Linked DNA regions of Homo sapiens: region 1 is linked to region 2. Evidence: chromatin contacts called from ENCODE Hi-C or POLR2A ChIA-PET data. All regions are on one chromosome and are shown on one strand. The core of a region is the stretch at or near the end of the contact, and the rest is flanking DNA. Distances in the headings are between cores, read along the strand shown. Region 1 overlaps DPH5 (diphthamide biosynthesis 5). Region 2 has its middle 40 kb from the start of LINC01307.

Region 1 (2,892 bases), core at 287-2,786, 290 kb after region 2:
AAAACCTGTGTGTAATAAACATTGTTTACTCAGAACTTATTTAAAAACGAATGCTGTGCAATTGTAGAGTGTAAGTATAGCTTGTCAAGTCCTAAAAGCTTAGTGTAAGCCTTTGTAATTCTGAAAGGGTAAAGTTTGGAAGTACTCTTTTATATTAGGTAATACAAATGATTTAGAAAATCCCTTGGATGAATTAATGGATAACTGGTCCATAAGTGGCAAAAGAGATTTAAGATATTTGGGGCTTCTTGAAATGTACTTGTGGTACTAATGTTTGTTTGACTGTTGGATGGATGATGCATTTGCTGAATTGAATAGCAGTATCTTTTTTTTTTAATAGCAGTTACCGAGGAGACACTTTGTGTTGGCTTAGCCAGGGTTGGAGCCGACGACCAGAAAATTGCAGCAGGCACTTTAAGGCAAATGTGCACTGTGGACTTGGGAGAACCATTGCATTCCTTGATCATCACAGGAGGCAGCATACATCCAATGGAGATGGAGATGCTAAGTCTGTTTTCCATACCAGAAAATAGCTCAGAATCTCAAAGCATCAATGGACTTTGAACATAGATATTTACCATTGTCTGATGTAAATTTCAGCCATATATGGATTGATATGGTTTGGATGTATCCCCACCCAAGTCTCATCTTGAATTTTAATCCTCATAATTCCCAGGTGTTGTGGTAGGTAATTGAATCATGGGGGCAGTTTCCCTCATGCTATTCTCATGATAGTGAGCTTTCATGAGATCTGATGGTTTTATAAGTGCCTGGCATTTCCCCTACTGGCTCTCATTCTCACTCTTGCCGCCCTGTGAAGAGGTGCCTTCCACCGTGATTGTTAAGTTTCCTGAGGCCTTCCCAGCCATGTGGAACTGTGAGTCGAAAATTAAACCTCTTTTATAATTACCCAGTCTCGGGTATTTCTTCATAGCAGTGTGAGAATGGATTAATACCTGGATGCATGCATGTTTGTGTAACAAACAGGTCTTTTGGCTTATCTAGTAAGTATAAAACAAGTGACCAAAAAGAAGTTGACTCAACAATGCTTGGTTTCTTGTGGCAGTGAGTTTTTTCCCTATGATATCATCAGTTGTTGCTGCTATTTTGGCAAATTTTCAGGATGTACACATAAAGCAGACCAGGCTGGAAAGCTTGTGGATAGACATCCACTGACAGAATCATTTAAGAGCAGTTTTTATTTATGAAACCAATTTATACAAGGTGGTTGTTAACAGAATATAACTTAGAGGTAACTGGAATTTGAATCACTTGAATCTGTTTTAAAGGGTAAAAAATGTTATGAGTGCCAAGAAAAGCAAATAAAAGATTAGTAAATGTTCACAAAATATGTTTATAATTTTCTTCTTTTTAAAAAAGTTAGCTGTCCCTACTGCATGAGGAGTTGTCCTGACAGCAGCTGGTATTAGTGTATATAAACAAAGGTAGAAAGATTACATTTCCATCCAGCAGTCTGACTTAAAGCTCAGCTGAGCACATGCCACAAAATGACATTCTTCTGAATTCACTGTCTTGGTTAGCTGACATCCTAATTACGTGGCTCATACTCTGCTGTATTTTGGAGGTTATAAGATTGTTTAATTATAAATGTTCAGCCAGCCTTGTACAGTTGCTGTTTGGTTTTAAATAGCATCTTTCACATCCAAGCAGACAAATGGAAAACTTGCTGACTACAAAATAAAATTTTTAAAAATGTAAGTTTTAAGGCAACAATGGATTAGTCAAGATATGCCATATAACTTAATTCAGTTAATATGCCATTGTATATGTGCGAGTAGTCACACTCTTCTTACTAGTATTAAATAACACTCCATTTATTATATTTCATTTCAAAGAGTTTCAGTTCTGAATAGAAATAGCTTTCTTATATCCTAGTTCAGTTGGTTCAACTCTAAGTATTTCCATGGCCTAACCAATTTTTCTGAGCTCTTTACTTAGTAAATTCATTGAAATTTGAACAGATTTCCCTATTCCCTGGGATCATCAATTAGCTAAAGATTATTTGACTTATTTTACTTCATTTGAGATAAGAAATATTTATATATATATGAAACATCTCTTTTTTCTTTATTATTTTTTATTTATTTATTTATTTATTTTTGAGACACAGTCTCACTCTGTAGCCCAGGCTAGAGTGTAGTGGTGCAATCTTGGCTCACTGCAACCTCTGCCTCCCAGGTTCAAGCGATTATCCTGCCTCAGCCTCCCGAGTAGCTGGGATTACAGTCATGTGGCGGCACCACACCTGGCTATTTTGTGTGTGTGTGTGTAGAGATGGGGTTTCGCCATGTTGGCCAGGCTGGTCTTGAACTCCTGACCTCAAGTGATCCACCCACCTTGGCCTCCCAAAGTGCTGGGATTACAGGCATGAGCCACTATGCCTGGCCTCATTTTCAATCTGTTAGACACAGAAGGGGAGAGAGCCAAGTACATTTAAATACCAGTTGTATATTATTTTCTTCTCATATGTTAAACTAAACATTTAAGAACTATATAATGAAGGACTTCTGGTTTTGGTAATGGTGTAATAGCTTGTAATGTACAAACCCTCCCAATTATAAACTGTGGACAAAATATAATAAACAATGGTCTAAAAACTCTAGGGAGTCACTGAAACCAGCTGTGAACTATATATGGTTTTTCCCCTTCGGTCTTTCCCAGACTGTGTGGTAAGGCGTGGCTAGAACTCAAGAGAAAGTTGCAATCTTACTGGCTTGAGGTGTTAGGATGGAATTAAAGGCCGCTAGAAGAACTGAAAATTAAAGCAGCAGATCCTAGAAATGAAGGTGTCAGAAATGGAGGAGGCTTCCTGTCTGCATATGATCTCTCCTTAAATCCTTAGCTAACTCTCAAACCGTGCATGCCCCGGGA
Region 2 (2,915 bases), core at 2-2,501:
ATCTTGGTATGTCCTATTATTGATGAGGTTATTCTTGACCACTTGGTTAAAGTGATGTATGTTGGGTTTCTCCACTGTTAAGCTTACTATTTTTTCCCTTTGTAATTAGTAAATATCTTTTAGGGAGATACTTTGAGACTATACAAATATTCTATTTCTCATACTTTCACCAACTAATTATAGTATCCATCCATGGGGCTTGCCTACAGCAATTACTACTATGGCATTTGCCAAATATTAATCTTCTATTTTTCTGATTCCTTCTACATGTATCAACTGAAATTCTACTGTAAGGAAGAGCTATTTCTTCTTCCCTATTTGTTTATTTGGAGGCATTTTATGAGGATTAAATGAAGTAGGACATTTACATGGTGTCTGGCACACGGTGAAGGCTCAGTAGGTGTGAGTCATCTTTAATATTATTATTACTGAGACAGTATGGAAGTTATGTAACTAATTGTTATGTGACTAATATTTTCTAGTTAGAAATGAGTATTTCTAACATGTTTAAAGGTGTTCCAAAATGGTCTACTATATTAGTTTGCTAGGGCTGCCATAACAAAAGATGACAGATTGAGTGGTTTAAACAACAGAAATTTATTTCTTGCAGCTCTGGAAGCTGGAAGTCCAAGATCAAGGTGTCAGCGGGTTTGGTTTCTCCTCTCTCCTTGGCTTGGAGACGGCCACCTCCTTGCTGTGTCTTCACGTGGCCTTTCCTCTGTTATGTTGGCACCTCTGCTGTCTATCTGTGTGTTCTCATTTCCTCTTCTGCTAAGGACTGGTCAGATTGAATTAGGGCCACGCTAAGGGCCTTATTTTAGCTTGTTCAAGTCTTTAAAGGCCCTGTGTCCCAATACAGTCACATTCTGAAGTACTGGGGCTTAGAGTTTCAACACATGAATTTGGGAAGGGGGAGACGTCATTCCACCCATATCTACCTATTTGCTTTGAAAAACTATTGTGAGCAAATCATTTAACATGTGAAAGCACTTTCAGAACTGGAAAGCACCGTACAAACATAAGGCAATAGTATAACAATACGACAAATTTTGGTAAGCATTCATGCACTTTACATTTCAGGTACTGAAGCATTCCTTTACAATGTTATTGCCATTATTCATTTAACTTTCCTTTCACGGCTGCCACGGAACTCTGGAAGGCCCACTTCAACCCGGGCACTGTCTGTGTTATCGCACATCCTCAGCGAGTGTCAACCACATCAGTGTGTTTTGCTTGCTTTTTGTCTTTCTGAAGCGTGGGCTTTCAGCAGCTCATTTCAGGCTATCCCAGCTACCTCTTCAGAGGCCCGAGGCACCTCCTTCCTCACAGGGAAAGCTGCCTGCGAGGCGGCCGGCAACCGCCTCATTTCCCCGTCTACCAGCTGCGTAGCCTTGGGCAAGGCCCCTCCGTGCAGCACTTCGTCCCAATTCCACGGCTGAAAAAGAAGGATAACAATCCTCACAAGGAGGCTGAGGATTAATGAGTTAATCTTTATAGAGCATTTGGAGAGCACACAATGGACAAACCCCTATTTATCTCTTTGTAGAACTAGCCTACAAACTAAACTCCCACTAGGAAACTAGGACCCTTTTATATAATGTTTACTTGAAGGAAGCAATCTGCAGATTCTAATAAATCTTAGCTTCCCAGAAGTGGGAAAAAGCACACATTTCACTATATCTGAGTAAGTAAAAAAGTAGAACAATTTCTCCCCACCGAAGGTTTTGCTTATCAGAGGCTAACAGAGGCCAGGGAGAAACTGTGACCTGTGGTCTGCCTTGCCTGTCATGGATAAGGAAGAACCAGAGACTCTCCCCAGGGCTGTCAAATGTTTTTAGAGCTGACATCCTTGCGGTCCACAGCCTCCAAACTCAGAGCGTGTGGGAGGAGGGGATGGATACAATTTAATTGCCTCCTGCAACTTGCCAAGCCCACCACCATTTTCCCAGGCTAGCAGTAGCCATTCCTTGCTTAATAGTAGTGCTTTCAAGCCCTTCAGAGACAGGAGTACTTCAGCAGCCAAAGTGGGAAGTCCTTCTTCCAAGTCTTCCAAGGCCTTTGGCCACTGCCAAAGCACCCCAGAAAAGTCTGTCTGTAGGAACTGTCTCTGTTTACCATGTTGCATTACCTCTTTGCTCAGAATCAATCACTCCACCTGTGATTGATTGCCAGGGGCCACCAATACTGCTTTAGGGGGAAGCTTTTCTCCACACCACATCCCTTATTTTCCTTGCCTCACTCCCAGGCAATTTTCACCACAGGTCTGGCAACAGCCTTCTAAATGATCTCCATAATTCTGCTCCCTAATCCCTACTGCATGGTCTTCCCTGCTCCTCTCCACCTATCCAACTTCTAAATCTGAAACAATAAAATCTTACAAATCCCACCTCTATTCTCATATCCCTTGGAAGTTCTTGTTTAAAGGATCAGTAGAGATTAGCCAGGCCAAGAGAATGCCTGTGTGTGAGACGGGGCGAGGAGGGAGAGAAGAGGGCCAGAGAGCAACAGGGACTGCAGAACAGCACATACAAAGTCGTGATGTGAGAACGTGGCTCACGTATGCAACTACTCGGGACTCAGCAAAACTGGAACCTAGAAGGAAATAAAGCTGGCGAGGATCAGCAAAGCCAGGCCCCCTGTGAAGGAGTTTGGACTTTATCTAGGAGAAAGTGGGGGCCATTGAAGGGTTTTAAGTACACAAGTGTCACAAACAAGTTTGCATTTAAGAAAGATTTCTCTGGCAACAGAGCGGAGAATACATTAGAGGAGAAATACTGGAAGCAGAGAGACCATCTGAGAGGCTGGTACAATTATCCACAGTTGATGACAGCAAGGGGTAAGAAGGAGAGGGGATGTTAACTTCAGCAGCGTTACTCAAAAGTGTTGTCCTTGGGCAAATGCCAACTTCTGGACCA

The links. Hi-C counts contacts between places; a loop is a spot of excess contacts on that map. ChIA-PET counts read pairs that join two places held with the same protein, here RNA polymerase II (POLR2A). Pooled maps may share reads with other maps.
Region 1: a map with no recorded cell type shows a loop between it and region 2 (2.3-fold over the local background). The contact joins two enhancer-like sites. A Hi-C loop is called at or near these places in 2 of 37 single-sample maps with no recorded cell type and 3 of 50 pooled maps. POLR2A ChIA-PET finds 5 or more read pairs at or near these places in 2 of 52 experiments (AG04450 and T-cell).

What each region holds. Positions count from the first base shown.
Region 1 is chr1:100,988,080-100,990,971 of GRCh38, reverse strand. DPH5 (diphthamide biosynthesis 5) reads left to right here. Exons shown (of 8, transcript NM_015958.3): 8 at 341-1,349. The coding sequence ends at 564. It also overlaps a transcript of SLC30A7 not described here. Among named protein-coding and RNA genes, the nearest start is that of DPH5, 36 kb to the left of the region's middle. Within about 2 kb of position 1,536, at least 2 of the 41 ENCODE cell types and tissues checked have a DNase peak (open chromatin) inside an H3K27ac peak, as active enhancers do.
Region 2 is chr1:101,282,552-101,285,466 of GRCh38, reverse strand. No RefSeq gene overlaps it. Among named protein-coding and RNA genes, the nearest start is that of LINC01307, 40 kb to the left of the region's middle. Within about 2 kb of position 1,251, at least 3 of the 41 ENCODE cell types and tissues checked have a DNase peak (open chromatin) inside an H3K27ac peak, as active enhancers do.